2 separate regions of the Homo sapiens genome follow, and region 1 is linked to region 2. Evidence: chromatin loops called from intact Hi-C (ENCODE). Cell type or tissue: ascending aorta. All regions are shown on one strand.

What was found. Peaks named below come from ENCODE experiments on the same cell type or tissue, not always from the same donor. Only the 100,000 strongest peaks of a DNase experiment are listed, where the experiment ranks them.
Region 1: a loop joins it to region 2, with 3 times the contacts of the local background. A loop is called at or near these places in 14 of 110 quality-filtered maps.

Annotation. Positions count from the first base shown.
Region 1 is chr10:93,912,930-93,920,929 of GRCh38, forward strand. No RefSeq gene overlaps it. Among named protein-coding and RNA genes, the nearest start is that of SLC35G1, 23 kb to the left of the region's middle. In ascending aorta, a CTCF peak has its summit at 3,818 (motif pointing right); no DNase peak of the experiment used is centred here; H3K4me3 peaks cover 446 bases.
Region 2 is chr10:94,222,050-94,230,049 of GRCh38, forward strand. It overlaps PLCE1 (phospholipase C epsilon 1), which reads left to right. Exons shown (of 33, transcript NM_016341.4): 5 at 5,257-5,402. Among named protein-coding and RNA genes, the nearest start is that of PLCE1-AS1, 61 kb to the right of the region's middle. In ascending aorta, a CTCF peak has its summit at 3,749; a DNase peak (open chromatin) is centred at 2,848; H3K27ac peaks cover 1,673 bases.

The sequences.
Region 1 (8,000 bases), 310 kb before region 2:
AGAAAGAGATAAGTGGGTTTGAACATTAACAAAGGGCAGAATTGGTGATAAAAAGTATTCAAAAACTTCGAAGATAAACATGCAATTTCAGTAAAGCCAGTGGAGGTGAGTGCCACAGTTCCACTTGTAAGGTTGCCCTTGGAGGAGGAGGAACCGGAACCTAGAGCCAAGGTCAGGGCTTACCTGGATCACCTATGGAGGTAAGGGGAAGCAAGCCCTCGGAAGAACCAAAGCCACAATGGAGGAGATGAGGATGTACCACCATCCAAAGTGTGTGTTTGAGAACATCCCTCTTCAGCAGGCTTCACACAGGTTACCAGGATAGACACAGGTGCTTATAGATGCTCAGCCAAGACTAACTTAAAAAGCCAGAGTCCATAAAACAGTCCTCAGTGAAATAAGAACACCATGCTAAATCTAGTAAGTGTTTACATTTTGCCTTTATGTATTAGTGTTTACCCTTTATGAAATTATGGTAATAGTGGATAGTCATTGTTTGGGTGGCTGTGTGTGTGTGTGTTTAAAGTCTTCACTTGGCAAATATAAAAGTCAACAACTTTATATTGGTCCTCCAGTTTTACTATTAAAACAAATTGATGGTATATAAAATTTTAAAAAACACTGCTTGCTTAAGATCCCATTTGTTTCTCTCTGATATTATTTCAACTATTCACTCAACCCTAGCTCCATCCTCTGTGTATAAATATGCTCAAATTTCTTCAGATCAAACCAAATCAAACAAAACCTCCCTTAAAACTCTCCTCCCTTCCTCTCTAGGTACACCCAAGCACTTGTTTCTTCTTTATCAACCATTCTTTCCTCAACCCACCAGCTGTTGTTTTTTTCCCCCATTTTCCACATTGGCAGTTGAATATTAAACTGTGCAATCGTTTTTCCACCCAAGTAAAGATGAATTAAAATTTGTTACTCAATCTCAGTGTTTTCCCTTCTGGTTGAATCACCGTTAAAACGGTCTTGCTTTCTTCCTATTTAATCCCTGTGGGAGGGCACAGTATTTCAGCTACATTATGTGTTAAATTGGACTTTGTCAGCTACCTCAGGAATGTAGCCAAGTTTATATGCTTATATATAAGAGAAAAGCTATGTTCCAAACTGGCTTTCAAATAAATGTTGCTGTTAACTTTTTATTTTGACATAATTTGACATAATTTTAATTTGACATAATTAATTTGACATAATTTCAGAATTACAGAATTACAGAAACACTGCAAGAATTGTACAAAGAATTCCCATTACCCAGATTCCCCTAGAGTTAATATTTGAGAGTAAGTTGAAAACATGAAGCCATTTACCCCTGTATAGTCGGGGGTCACAGTTCTCCATATATATATATATATATATATATATATATATATATATATATATAAAATATATATATAAAGTATATATATAAAATATATATATAAAGTATATATATAAAATATATATATAAAGTATATATATAAAATATATATATAACATGTATATATATAAAATATATATAAAATATATATATATAAAATATATATATATGAATGGATGAAAGAGAAAGAAGAACGTACAGGGAGGAGGAGAAGAAGGAAAGTAGACATATATTTTATGAAATTGGCTTATGGGATTGTGTGTGTTGGCAGGTCGGAAATCCATAGGGCAGCCTAGCAGGCTGGAAAATTAAGGTAAAAGTCAATATTGCAATCTTGAGTCTGAATTCCATAGAGCAGCAGGCTGGAAATTCAAGCAGGGTTTCTATGTTGCAACTTTGAGGAGAATTCCTTCTTTCGGAAACCTCAGTCTTTGTTCTTAAAGTCTTCAATTGATTGGATGAAGCCCACTCACATTACGGAGGGCCATCTGCTTTACTCAAAGTCTACTGAGTTAAATGTTAATCACATCTAAAAAATACCTTTCCAGCAACATCTATTTTGGTGTTTGACCAAACCACTGGGTGCCGTTAGCCTAGCCACATTGACACATAAAATTGACCATCGCACTTCTACAGTCCTGCAGTGTATATTTCCTTTAAAAGGACATTCTCTCAATAAGCATAGTAAAATGTGCAAAATCAGAACATTAACATCAATACAGTGCTATCATCTATTATGCCAACCTTATTCAGATTTTCACAATAACGTAATTGATAGCCAAAAAAAAAAAACTGGAGAAAGTTAACAAGAAAAATGTTTAAAATCCAGAAACTGATAAATAAATGGAAATTAATTGTGATTACCTTCAATTAATTGTAATCGAAAGTAACTTTAATTAAGAATTGTTAACTTTTTTTTTAAAGCCCCTGATCAAAGAAATTAAAAGTTGGCAATTTTCTGATGGACTCAGCCATTTTTTTGAAATTTGGTCTTCCAAATCCCAAAGTCTGGTACCTGACTGGAGATTCCATTCTTTCTCATCTGCTCCGGGAACTTGTTTTTCTGAGTTCTCAAACTCTTCATTTCTACTGACCCCTCTTCTGCTTATAGATATGTTCAGATCTCTTCTATATTCACACCAAACAAAATCAAACAAACATTTCTCTCGCTCCAGCATTTCTCTTGGGTTGGCACCCTCGTTCTTCCCATCCGACGCAGATTTCTAGAGACCCACATCTGCCTCATTATCCTCCCCACACATTCACCTCTTGATTGTAGTAGACACCATTGTTTCCTTACCCAAATTCAACCTCCTCCCTTTTTCCTTGCTTGAATCTCCCCAGTTTTAAGTTCTCGTGCCACGCGCTGATGAAAGTGCACCCAACCCAAACCCAGAGGAGGGGCTAAGGTAGGGGTGAATTTCAATTAGTCTCTAAACCAAACATTCCAATCCTCTTGCCAGTGATTGGCTTAGAAAGGGGCAAAGTAACCAGTTCTGACCAATGATACGTGAGAGGCAGTCTGCAGGCAACACCTCTGGGAAAGAGTTGCTTGTTCTCACAATGAGGCTTCTGAAGAGTGTTTTCTGTTTGTGTAAGGAGGTGGTGCTAGAGCTGCTTCAGCCTCTTGCTGCCATGAGGACATCTAGCCAAACGCATCTTGATTGATAAAACTCATTGGCACCAGCAGACGTAGTTAACATTTTGCAAGCTAGCAACAAATTACTGGAGAATTATATAGTTGTTTCTCTCCCAGAATTCAAGGTAATTAAAAATCTATTCTTAAAAAAGCTTTATTTTTCCATTTTAGAAAATATAATTTACTAATATTATAAAAGCATTATTTCTTATTCCTTCCTGCTTTTCTTTTCAGCAAATGCACAGTATTTATGTTGTGTTAAATGTCCTGTTGATGGATACCTTGAGAATTTAACAACTGAATACTTCATTATGTGTAAAATAAAATCCTAAACCTGACCAATGACTTCTTTAATAGAAGAATCCGGTGACCTCATCTCTTTGTTATCGTATCTGCCACATGGCATACAAATTAACTTTTAAATAATAATTCATTCGTGAACTGAAATGTCCTGGAATCCATCAGTTCATAGCAATGCTGTGTTAGCCAGGGCTTGCAGCCATTCAATTCAATATGAGTTACTTTAATGCAATATCTTTCTAAGGTTCTGTGCACTTTCTTAAGTATGGTCCTTTCAAAAGGCTGCCTGGCATCTTGGTCTGTGATTTTTCAGCAAGGATAGCGGTAGTATTTTAAACAGAACAGCTTTTAAGATTCAGAAATCATTAGCAGGAAAGTGACTTTAATGAAGTGGTTTAGTAGTTCTTATTATCAAAGAATGTTGATTTGGACATCCGCCTGGACCACACTTAGGGAAAAAAGAACTGTCAAAATAACAGGCTAGGTGCTTATGATTCCCTTGGCTTAGAGCTCAGTTTTACCAGTAGATGTCACTATAGTCAGACATTATTTTAAAGCCTCAAAAAGAGAAAGGTAACCTCACCGGAGTTTAAAGGATCTGAGGGGGAAAAAAGCAAACAAGTTCTTCTATAGCTAAACATGTGCTCTTCTTTTTTTAAAAAGCACAGTAGGCATTGAATAAATGTTTACTAAGTGAACCGACAAATAATCAATGCATATGGAATAGTCCGCCCTGAAATCTTTGTGATTGAGTTATGCTCTGATAGGAATCAGAGGAAGAGCTTTAGAGTCTGCAGAACAAAAATGATCTCTAAGATGCAAGCAGGCAGGTACAGAAGTAAGCAACTCTGCCCAGAGTCCATTCGTGAGAAGGGACGTGGGGATTTAAGCAACTCAACTGTGCAGACTGTTGCGCGCCACCCTACGCCAGGCACTGAGCTAGGGACTACTAGAATCGGAGAGGGAGTCGCGGTACATAGAGCCGATGGCGAAGTAAAGCAGAGGTCATGTGTTCTGTCCTCCATCCTGGAGTGGGGGAGGTGCAGGTTTTCCTGGCTTCAGAGGTAGATCAAAGTTCTAAAATCAGGGTGAAGGAGCTGAGAAACAATTCCCATCAGCTCTCCTTCAACACCCTCTTTCCTTTTTTTAAACTGAGGTTTGCCTGCATAAGGCAGAAAGAGATTAGGAAAACAGTTTGCAAACCTGGCAAATTATTCAGAGGTTTGATATATTGAAGATATATGACAACATGTATTACAGCTATTTTGAGCGCTTATTAACTGGTACATTCTGCACCAACTCCATTCTCTGATTTAATCCTCCTAAGAGCTCTAAGAGCCAGGAATTTCTATGTTCCTCATTTTTTGAGATGAAGTATCTGAAGAATGAGGGGGAGTGGGGTTGAGAGGTTAATTTGTCCCGGATCACCCAGTTAATGAGTGGTAGGACCAGGTTCTAACTTAGGCCTGTATGGGGCACTCTGCTGTGTTCCTGCCTTAGTTCATTATTCCAAGGAAACTGACTCTAGTCAGGGTCTGACTACCAGCAAAATCTAGGATCCATGTTGTTTAAGTTGATTTTGCCCCAATCATTCCTTTTTAAACTCTTAGTGAACCATTCTTATGAACAGGGCACTCCGTTTTGGACTAGGAGAAGGGGAGTGTAAAGGAAAGACAGTGGGCTGTCCTAAAAGAATTTATGATTCAGTGGGAGTAGACATGGGGGCATTTGGAGATGGGAGGAGCTTGGACAAGGAAGGTCACCCAGCATCTGCCTTCTCCATACGGCTTAGGAGGGTTTGGGGAAAGTGGAAAAGATTTGGAACAGCTGCTGTAAGGAATGTGCTAGGTTAAATAATGTGTCTGGAGAAGTGAGGGGTATTTCAAGATCTTTCTTTCCACACCTCAGAATTAATGGAGCTTATTTTCTCAGATTTTCCAAAATAAAGTTCACCTCTGGCTAGAGCTCAAGCTTGAAGAATTTCAGTACAGAATTTAATCTTGTCTCTTGAAAAACTGTCAGCACTTAATTTTTTTAATCATGAAAACAGATAAATGATAACACTGCACTGAGAAGGAGGCTAAAACACTTGCTTGACTTGCAGTGTTGATTATCTATCCAATTGGATTTTTCTTAGTGTCAACTTTATTTCTGAAATAAGAAAACAACCAAATGAGAAACATTTTTAAAACCACAAGTTGAAATCCTAAGACAAACCTAACATTAGGGATGTCTGAATTTGTTAGTATCTTCGAGGCACATGGGTTACATTGCCCTAACCCTAGCATTTTGAACAATGTCATCTGCCCACTTTGTGTTTTTTCATAAATATGTAAGTGTTTTCTGGTTGTTTTCATTTCTGCCTCCATTCCACTTTAAATATTTTGTTTAATTATCACATTACATTTTATGTTTAGAAATCCTCTCTTAAAGACATTCCGTCTTGCCTGTAGCGAGGGAGGTAAATTTGGTTGAGTGTTAATTACTAATGGAATTTCTCCAGACTCAAATCTTTCCCCATACACTTTGCCACAGAACAGGTAAAAAATGTTGCTCTGGAGAAATTATAGCATAAATATCTCTAAATCAAGGGCTTAGTAACAAAGTCCACAACTAGTATAATATTTTTTCAGAGTGGCTGTCAAAAACTGTACAAATTCATTAGTAAAGCCCTACACAAGGGGGAAAACGCCCCCAAACAGGAAAAATAAATGGCTAATAAATATATGAAAAAATCAACTTTACTGTAAATAAAGATAAATTAATGGAGCAGTGAGTTCTTTTCACTTTAAGTCAGAGTTTGGGGTTTGTTTTTATAAAAATAACACTTGATATTGGCAAGAGGGTTCAAATTGCCAGACAGCATTGTGGTTGGGAATGTTAAGTTGGTAAAAATTTTTTGAAAAATTTGCAATACATATCATACCCTGTGGCCCAGTAACTATTTCTAGAAGATTTTTCCTAAGGGAAAAAACCCCTGAAACACAGAAACAAATATTTACATAAAGACATTCCCTTTTATAATTTATAATAATAAAAATACAAATAACTATTCCATTTGAGTATATTAGGTTTAAAAAAGCTACCTTCATAGATTAGAATATTATGCATCTTTTCACAAGTATCTTTATAAAGACAGAAGTAAAGGGAAATCCAAAGGAATAGAAATCGTTCTATCATAAAGACATGCACACATATGTTCATTGCAGCACTATTCACAGCAAAGACATGGAATCAGCCTAAATGCCCATCAATAGTGGACTGTGTCAGGAAAATGTGCTACATATACACCATGGAATACTATACAGCTATAAAAAAACAAGATCATGTCCTTTGCAGGAACATGAATGGAGCTTGAGCTCGTTATCCTTAGCAAACTAACACAGGAAGAGAAAACCAAATACCACACGTTCTCACTTATAAGTGGGAGCTAAATGTTGAGAACACATGGACACATAGAGGAGGAACAGTGGACACTGGAGCCTTCCAGAGGGTAGAGGGTAGGAGAAGGGAAAGGATCAGGAAAAATAACTAATGGGTACTAGGCTTAACACCTGTGTGATGAAATAATCTGTACAACAAACTCCCAAGACACAGGTTTACCTATATAACAAATCTGCACATGTACCCCTGAACTTAAAAGTTTTTTGTTTTTGTTTTTGTTTTGTTTTGTTTTGTTTTGTGATGGAGTCTCGCTCTGTCACCCAGGCTGGAGTGCAGTGGCACCATCTCAGCTCACTGCAACCTCTGCCCCCCGGGTTCAAGCGATTCTCCTGCCTCATTCTCCCGAGTAGCTGGGATTACAAGTGCCCACCATGATGTCCGGCTAATTTTTTTGTATTTTTGGTAGAGACGGGGTTTCACCATGTTGGCCAAGCTGGTCTTGAACTCATGACCTCAGGTGATCTGCCCACCTCAGCCTCCCAAAGGGCTGGGATTACAGGTGTGAGCCACCACACCCGGCCCCAAATACAAGTTCTTTTTACAAAGCTTACCAAATGGAGCCACAAAAAAAGAAGTAAAGAGAAATCGTCATGTTATGATATTAAGTGGAAAAAGCAGGAGAATAAATATATAAATAATATAAAGTATATATCTACATATATATAATACATGTCCTCACCTCTAAGATGACTAAATGATCTCTGAGGTCCCAAGCATGATTTTATAAAGTGAAGAGAGCAGTTAGATATCTTATCAGTGTATTGTCATCACATGTTATCAATGTCTGGAATCTATAAAATGATGCCAGTGACACTTGGTACTAGTATGAGGTCAGATTCCCTAGGAGAGCCCCAGACAGAGGTTGAGGTGTGTGTGATTTACTGGGCATATGCTCTTCAGGAAAAGCTCATGAGGAAAACAGACCAGGGAGGGGGAAAGAGGCAAGCAAGGATGCACTTTTTTAAATTTATGTATGTATTGAGACGGGGTCTCACTTTGTCACCCAGGCTGGAGTGCAGTAGCACAATCTCAGCTCACTGCAACCTCTGCCTTCAGGGCTCAAGCAATCCTCCCACCTCAGCCTCCTAAGTAGCTGCCACCACACCAGGCTACTTTTTAAATTTTTTGTAGAGATGGGGTTTTGCCATGTTGCCCAGGTCAGTCTCGAATTCCTGAGCTCAGGTGATCCACCCTCATGGGCCTCCCAAAGTGCTGGGATTACAGGCTTGAGCCACTGCACCTGGCAGAGGATGT
Region 2 (8,000 bases):
CTGTCTGCCAGAGACACTGAGCAACTCCATGCTGGAAATGTGGGAAAGATGGTCTCTGTCCTGGAGGTCTAAGGGTCTGCTGGGGGAGACAGAACAGGCCCATGTGAAAGAGTCAGGCACACAAATATAACAAAAATAAACCAGAGGCAGATCCATGCAGTGGTGAGAATACAAGTGAAACTTTGAACTCAAGGTCCTACATTAAGTCAAAGAGAAGTAGGAAGAAATGGAATGAAAGGTGCTAGGTGAACCATGAGAAAAGCCTCCCTAGAGGAGGTAAGCTTCATTCATTCATTCATTCATTCATTCATTCATATGTTCACTCCTTCGCTGACTCTTGTTTAAACTTACCGAGGGCAGATCCTGACAGGTCACCGACACTGCTGCTTACCCGTGAGCATAGCAGATCCAGCATCTGCCTTAATGAGGATCACAGCACTAAATGTGCGCTAGGGTCAGGGTGATGTGGGGGCACCACAGAGCATGCAGTGTGTGGACACACTCCAGGTGGGAAGTCAAGGAAGTTCTGCTCAAGAAAATGATGTTTTTATCAGACTCCTGAAGGCAGCCTCACCCTTTCCTTTAGGGGGCCAGGGCGTGAGTACAAGGGAGGCCCCAGCATGTTGGCCTTCCCACCTTCTCTTCCCATCCTGGCTTGTGTGCCAGAGTATGTATACCTCAGGCCTCAAGTTCAAACCCTGTCCACACATCACCCCCACCCCCACTGCCCTCTGGCCTGGCTTTAGGCCTAGGGGTTACAATCTACCCTCTGAAGGACTGATCCAGATAAACAGCCCTTGCAGACCAGCAGTGGGCTTGGTGCTGTTTGGACAGGGAATTTGGGAAGCGTGGGTTTACAAGGGATAAATTATCTAGAAGTGAGTGTGCAGCCTATGGACAGGCACGTCCCCTCCACCCCATAGACTTCTTACTCTATGGAGAGGGCACAGCTGGACGACAGCCAGTGTGGAGCCTTCTGAAACCTGGGGTCCAGGGCAGGATCCTGATGGCATGGTCTCAGGGCAGTGCTGCCTAAAGGATGAGTAGGGTTCAATGAATAAAATGCCAGGCCGTGTGTGGTGGATCAACTGTAATGCCAATGCTATGGAAGCGGAAGCGGGAGGATCACTTGAGGCCAGAAGTTCAAGATCAGCCTGGGCAACATAGTGATACTCCATCTCTACAAAAAAAAAAAAAAAAAAATTGAATCTGGGGTGATGGGGAAGCCTTCCTGCAGAAGGAACAACCAGTTCAAGATTCCTGAGATGTTAAAAAGCCTACTTTACCTCCCTAAAAGGAGGGATATAGGGGAGAGGTGAGGTGATTGGAGAATGGACAGGGGCCTGGTGGGCCAAAGTAAAGATTTGGCTTTGCAGAGGACACAAGCAAGACATGGTGGACCAGGGAAAGGTCATTTTGAATGATGCAAGAAAATTCCTTCCAAAATGAGCATGTGTGACACCAATAAGGTATTTGATGTGAGGAGAGGGAGTAAACTGTTCTATTTGGCTAAGCCCAAGAGTACTGAGAAAAGCAAAAGGAAGGAAAAAAAGATATTTTGGGAGGGGCAGTTGTGGAGGAGTTGTGGGCATGGTCCAGGGGGTTATGATGTCAGGGTAAGCCCAGAACCTTCTGGGAGAGGTGCTTAAAGAATTGGGCTGGGGGCCAGATTCTCTCCTCATTCTGTGCTTACTATTGAAATAAGCAAAATAATCTGCTACCATTAACACCTTTCTGCTCTAGTAGCACTCCCTATGCCTAAACCATAGTACTTTATATTTATATGATTTTTTTGTTTTTCTGTGTGATTGCACAGAAATTCTTTCTGGATTGGCAACACATCCCATTTTCCACTTAGTAAATGTGACCACCTTTTATGCTTTGGTCAACATTTTGACATTTGTCACTGAATCTTCATTTCCTTTTTGTGTCATTTATTATTTTATAACTAGCGGTGGCCCTCTCACCATTTAATGCTTATAAAATTATGAATACATCAGACCATAATAAGAATTGTCCGTGAGGCTTGTAAACAGATGTTGGGGTGTGTGTGCGTGTGTGTGTGTGTGTGTGGTGTGTCTGTGTGTGTGTTTATGATAACAGTGCTTACATAATCTCAACAACCAGGGCCCTGGGGACTCACACTCGGCAATGGAACAGTTGGTTTAAATTAGGTTTCCATGTGAAATATGGTATCGCTGTTTTTTTCCTAGCATTGTGGGAAAGTATATGGAAAATGATTTGACTGATAGGAAATAAATCTGGATGAGTGATCAGGATTGTGACACAAACCAAGTGGTGGTCTCCACCTGCCCTGTGAAGCAGACCTCTCCAGGGGGAGGTGAGTTAACCCTTTCCAGCCACTGGACTAGTAAGTCAATGCATGGTATCAGAACAGCCTGAAAGAATGACAACTTTCCAGAGACCCTGATTTGCCATCAATTTCAACTAGAAAGGAGCTAAAGCCATAGAGACAATATAGCCAGAGGCCTCAACAACTAATGAGTTGGGTGGCTTTGAGAAACTGTTTTTTTACTTTTCAGGATCTCATTTTTATTTGTGAGAAGTGTTTGAATTTCCAACTCAAAGAGTCAGTAGGGTTATGATGCTAAGTGTTTGCTGATGGTTTCCCATTTTAGGATAGGGCTCATCAAAAGCCAGTCAGACTAAAGGAAGAATTAGATGGATGCACCAATGACTCAGTCTCTGTTAGCAAAATAATTTCTTGCTCTAGTGAGCCAGGGTTTCACAAAGGTGACTTTTAACCAAGGAATCAAGTGAGAGGACAGGCATGGAGACTGTGAGCAAGGGGTTACTCATAGCTGCAGGAGACGGGTCAGCACTAGGAATCCCAGACAGTTCCTGGGATGATGTGGACCAGGGTTTGTCCCAAGGGTCTGATTCCAGACCTGTTCTCCTGATGCCACCTGAGGGCCCAGTGAAGTCCAGTACAGATGGAGGGCAGAGGCACATGCTGGGAGCCCACTAGGCTCAGGACTGAGCTTGAGGGTGGCAGGTAGCCCAGCACGTTTTGCTTCAGTCTGTTTCAGAAGGGAAGAGGAAGATTATTAATTACTCCAGTGCCTCTGGCTCATACCAGAGAATAGACCTGTTTTATCACTAAAACTCCCTGTTGCTCTGATTTTCCTGTTTGTTTCTATGTAGGGATAGGAAAGAGGTGTGAGCAACCATTCATTTTGTTTTTTTCATCTCTTTAGTCATATTTTGGACTCTTCTCAGTATTTTCTCCTTTTATTCCTGCTCTGCCTTCACATATGCAGCTCAAAACTGAGTGCTTAGGAGGACCTACCCAGAGCCAAGTCTGAAAAAACTCACCTTTCGGCTGGGTGCGGTGGCTCACGCCCGTAATCCCAGCACTTTGGGAGGCCGAGGTGGGTGGATCACTTGAGGTCAGGAGTTCAAGACCAGCCTGGCCAACATGGTGAAACCCATCTCTACTAAAAATACAAAAATTAGCCGGGCGAGGTGGCAGGCCTTGTAATCCCAGTTACTCGAGGTTGCAGTGAGCCAAGATCATACCATTGCACTCCAGCCTGGGCAACGAAGCAAGATTCTGTCTAAAAAAGGAAGAAAGAAAGAAAGAAACTGTCAACTTTCACCAGATGAAAGAGCACTGGGCTGGGAGTCCTACTTTTGACATCAACAAGAATTGTGACCTTGAAAAGTCACTTCTCCCATGAGCCATAGATTCTCGATCTGGAAAAATGGGGTTGCACTGCCCTCTGTGGTTGCTGCCAGCACTCAATGCCATTAATTCTTATCATTTTATCCACTTACAGGCAGTATGCCATTGACCTTGAGCTCTTATTTCCTGCAGTTGTCATGGGTCACCATAAACTCTGTGTTCCGGCCTCTCTAACTTAGTCCAGAGAAAAGTGTTGCTGTCCAGGCTTCAGCACTGATGCTGAACCAAGCGGAGCTTGTAGGGCCATGTGAGGTCAAGACCAAGACTTTGGTCTGTTGACAACCAAGCTTATCAACCCAGATGCTAGTCAGGATAGAGAAGGTAACTTAGGTGGACACCAGCATCTAAGCACCAAAGTAAAGGTGGCAGCAAAATAATCATAGAGCAGAAGCAGATGATTTAGAGGCTGCATATCATAAGGGGAGGGTGTAGACATGGATTATTTTTAAATATTGTCCTCCAGTCTGTGTAGCAGGAAAAACGAATCACATTAGAATAACTTTAAGCCCAGAACTGAAGAACATTAGAGTTTGTGTAAACACATCAGGCATTTTGTGAGTGGTTGATAATGCAACCTCTGGAGAAGACACCCTAAGTTCAAACCTAGGCTTTGCTACCTTCAACGTGGTTGAAGACCTTACACACATCCCTGAGGACAGTAACAGTCCCTGACTCTTAGAATTGTTGTGAGAGATAAATGAGGTAATATAGGTAAAGTGCTTAGAATGGCTCCTGGCACATAATAAGTGCTCTATAAATATTTGTTCATAATATTTTGTCATTTGAGGGGCATAATAGATAAAGCATTTGTAAAAGATTGTTTAAAAATGTTTTTATTTTTCCTTTGATATTATGTATTTTAATACTTAGTAAATGTCTTTAACTGATGGGTTAAGTACATTTCATTTTAATGTCCATCAGTCAAATATCTTTCAATCAAAATTATCCTTAGGCCTTATTTTCTTATAGTCAAAAGAAATTTTTTCAATCAAAGGATTTTATGAATTGCCTTTTTCAGCCTTCTTGTTTTAAAGAAAATAAAGAGAGAGTTATAAGAGATTAAGGACCTATAGGTCTTTTTTTTTTTTTTTTTTTTTTTTTTGAGACAGAGCCTTGCTCTGTCACCCAGGCTGCAGTGCAGTGGTACAATCTCGGCTCGCTGCAACCTCTGCCTCTCGCTGCTCGCTGCAACCTTCAACCTTGAAGCTGAGGCAGGGTTCAAGCGATTCTCCTGCCTCAGCTTCCCAAGTAGTTGGAATTATAGGCGCCTGCCACCATGCCCAGCTAATTTTTGTATTTTTAGTAGAAACGGGCTTTCACCACGCTGGCCAGGCTGGTCTCAAACTCCTGACCTCAGGTGATTCGCCCACCTCAGCCTCCCAAAGTGCTGGGATTACAGGCGTGAACCACCACGCCCAGCCAGGACCTACAGGTCTTTCATTTCCTAATACCAAATTGATATTTTTAGAAAAACAAAGAATGCTTTTGGAAAAAAAAATTGCCAAGCTTCTAGGACATAATTCCCGTGAATGTCTCTGTGTGTTTTCCAGGTGAGCTCCTGGGTGACATGGCTGATCCTCACGGCAGGCTCCATGGAGGAGAAGCGAGAAGTCTTTTCATATTTGGTGCATGTGGCCAAATGCTGCTGGAACATGGGCAACTACAACGCTGTCATGGAGTTCTTGGCTGGCCTCAGGTATAGTCAGTGGGGAATATGGTTATCTTGGCACAATCGCTTCTCATCACCTGAATGGCACTGAATTAATTGTCCAGGGACTCACCTTTACCCAAGCCAGGTAACTGGAAATGATTAACTTGGGAAATGTATTATCTTCTTTCAGCACCAAAGGCCCTGTCCCTCAAAGATGCTGCAGAATTCAGCCCCTGTGGGCCAGTCACAATCCTACTTCACTGGGTCTGCTGTGATCCTGTGTTCTTTGCCAAGCCAAGTGAAATTACTTGGTTGCATAACCCGATCAACCCCACCACTGACTATTCCCCTTCCTGTCCTGTAAACCCCACTGTTATCTGTCTCTTTTCAGGCCTGCCTTATGTAGTGTTCCAGGGCTATATGCTATAGACCACCAACTGCCCTTAGTAATAACAGTGGCTAGCATTGACAATAGGCCTCCAATAATGTAAGCTCTCATTATTAACAAACACTATATGTCAAGTATGAGCTATGCACATTCCCTATATTGTATGTTTTAATTCTCAAAACAGGTTTATCAGGTAGATACTATTCTTATTCCCACATTATACAAAAGAGGAAGCTAAGGCTAAGAGAAATTAAGTCATTCACCCAAGGTCACCTGGCATTGCTGGGAATACAGGCAACCTTGGTTTCGGAGCCCATGAGCTTGACCACTATGATATCCTGTTCTTATGCTTTTTCCATCAAGCTAATAACAAAATCACCATTCTGTTCATCAGGTTGCCTGCTTTATCCCCTTTTAGCCTCAGCTACCTGGCATAAAGTAACTGTTCTTACTCCTGTGGGAGGCAGCATGGTATGTGAGGAAGAAGAGCATGAGTTCTTAAGTTAGAATCAAATTAGGAATCAAATCCTTATCCAGGAATCAAATCCTGATTCCCCCAAGGAATACCTGTGTGATCCAGGCAAGCTACTTGACTTCATTGAGCCTCAGTTACTTTGTCTGCAAAATGGGGATAATACTAAAAAGCACCTACATCTTTAGGTAGAATTCAGTGAAATAATATAGTATTTGACACATGTGCGTGGCGTATAGTAAGGCCTCATAAAGAGAAGCTATTGATATTGTTATTGCTTCCTGAGATTCACCATCCTCATGAGGGTTCTCACTATAAAGGAATGTTAGTTCATAACATTACTGAGATTTTTCTTTGATTCTCCAGGTCCCTAGGTAGGGATTCTGGGTTAGGGGAGGAGATGAAAACTCCCAGAGTTCTAATTTTTTTTTTGTCGTTTTCAACTTTCTTAACTTAGAATAAACCCAAATGATCATGTCCTTGACATTTAAAATAGTCATACAAATGCATCAGGCATGGCTCAAAAGAAGGAAAAAGTGGGGAGAAAAAAAAACAAAGCCTTGGAGAACAGGAGGTTATATCCAGATGATTTAGATTCTCTTTGTGATCAATTTTCTATAAAGAAAACGTGTAGGCCGGGCACGGTGGCTCATGCCTGTAATCCCAGCACTTTGGGAGGCCAAGGTGGGTAGATCACCTGAGGTCAGGAGTTTGAGACCAGCCTGGCCAACATGGTAAAACCCCATCTCTACTAAAAATACAAAAATTAGCTGGGCATGGTGGCAGGCGCCTGTAATCCCAGCTACTCAGGAGGCTGAGGCAGGAGAATCGCTTGAACCAGGAGGTGGAGGTTGCAGTGAGCCGAGATCATGCCATTGCGCTCCAGCCTGGGCAATAAGAGGGAAACTCTGTATCAAAAAACAAAACAAACAAACAAAAAAAAACAGAAAAAAGAAAATATGTATTACATTTCTTTTAAGAAAAGAATTATCATATTTTGATAAAGTCATTTTATTTTAATGATGCTTATCATTCTGTGTCTGGCAAGTTGGTGCTGGCTGTTGGCCAGGGACCTTGCTTCCTGACCCCACAACATGACTGCCATCACAGCACGGTGACTGGCTCCTTCTGAAGTGGGTGATCCAAGAGAGGGAGGCAGAGGCTGCAATGCCTTTTATATGATAGCCTTGGGAATCATACATAGTCACTCTTGCCATATTGTACTGATCACATAGGACAGCATGGATTCCTTGTGGGTGGGGACTGCACAAAGCCACAAAATCAGGAGATGTGGACCATGGGAGGCCGTCTTGGAGGCTGGCTGCCACATACCATGTTCTAGATTCTCTTATTACAGGAACGGCCTCAGAGTGACCTATGGAGGCCTAGAGTGAATGGGACTTTAAGATTCAACTGAGTTTAAATCCAAAATCCAAGAAGACCATAGAACCTGGTGATTTCCCTAAATGAGGAATAATCTCAAACCAGGACAGACCTCAACATTGATCCCAGTGCATTTTGTCTCACACCCCAGACCCACTGCTGCCTAGTTTCATGCTCCTATATTTGGCTTAAAACTAAACTGATCTTTACAGATAGATAGGCGAAAGTACCACGTATAATAGGTCTTTTGTTGACAGCTATTCTGTACACAGGAGATAAGTGGCCAGATACTCTTATGATGCAATGATTATGGAGGCAGAGCTTATATGTGCACTTTTAGGTTTGAAAGTGTTTAGGTTCCAAGCAATTAACTATTACCAACATAATAGAGATTTTTTTT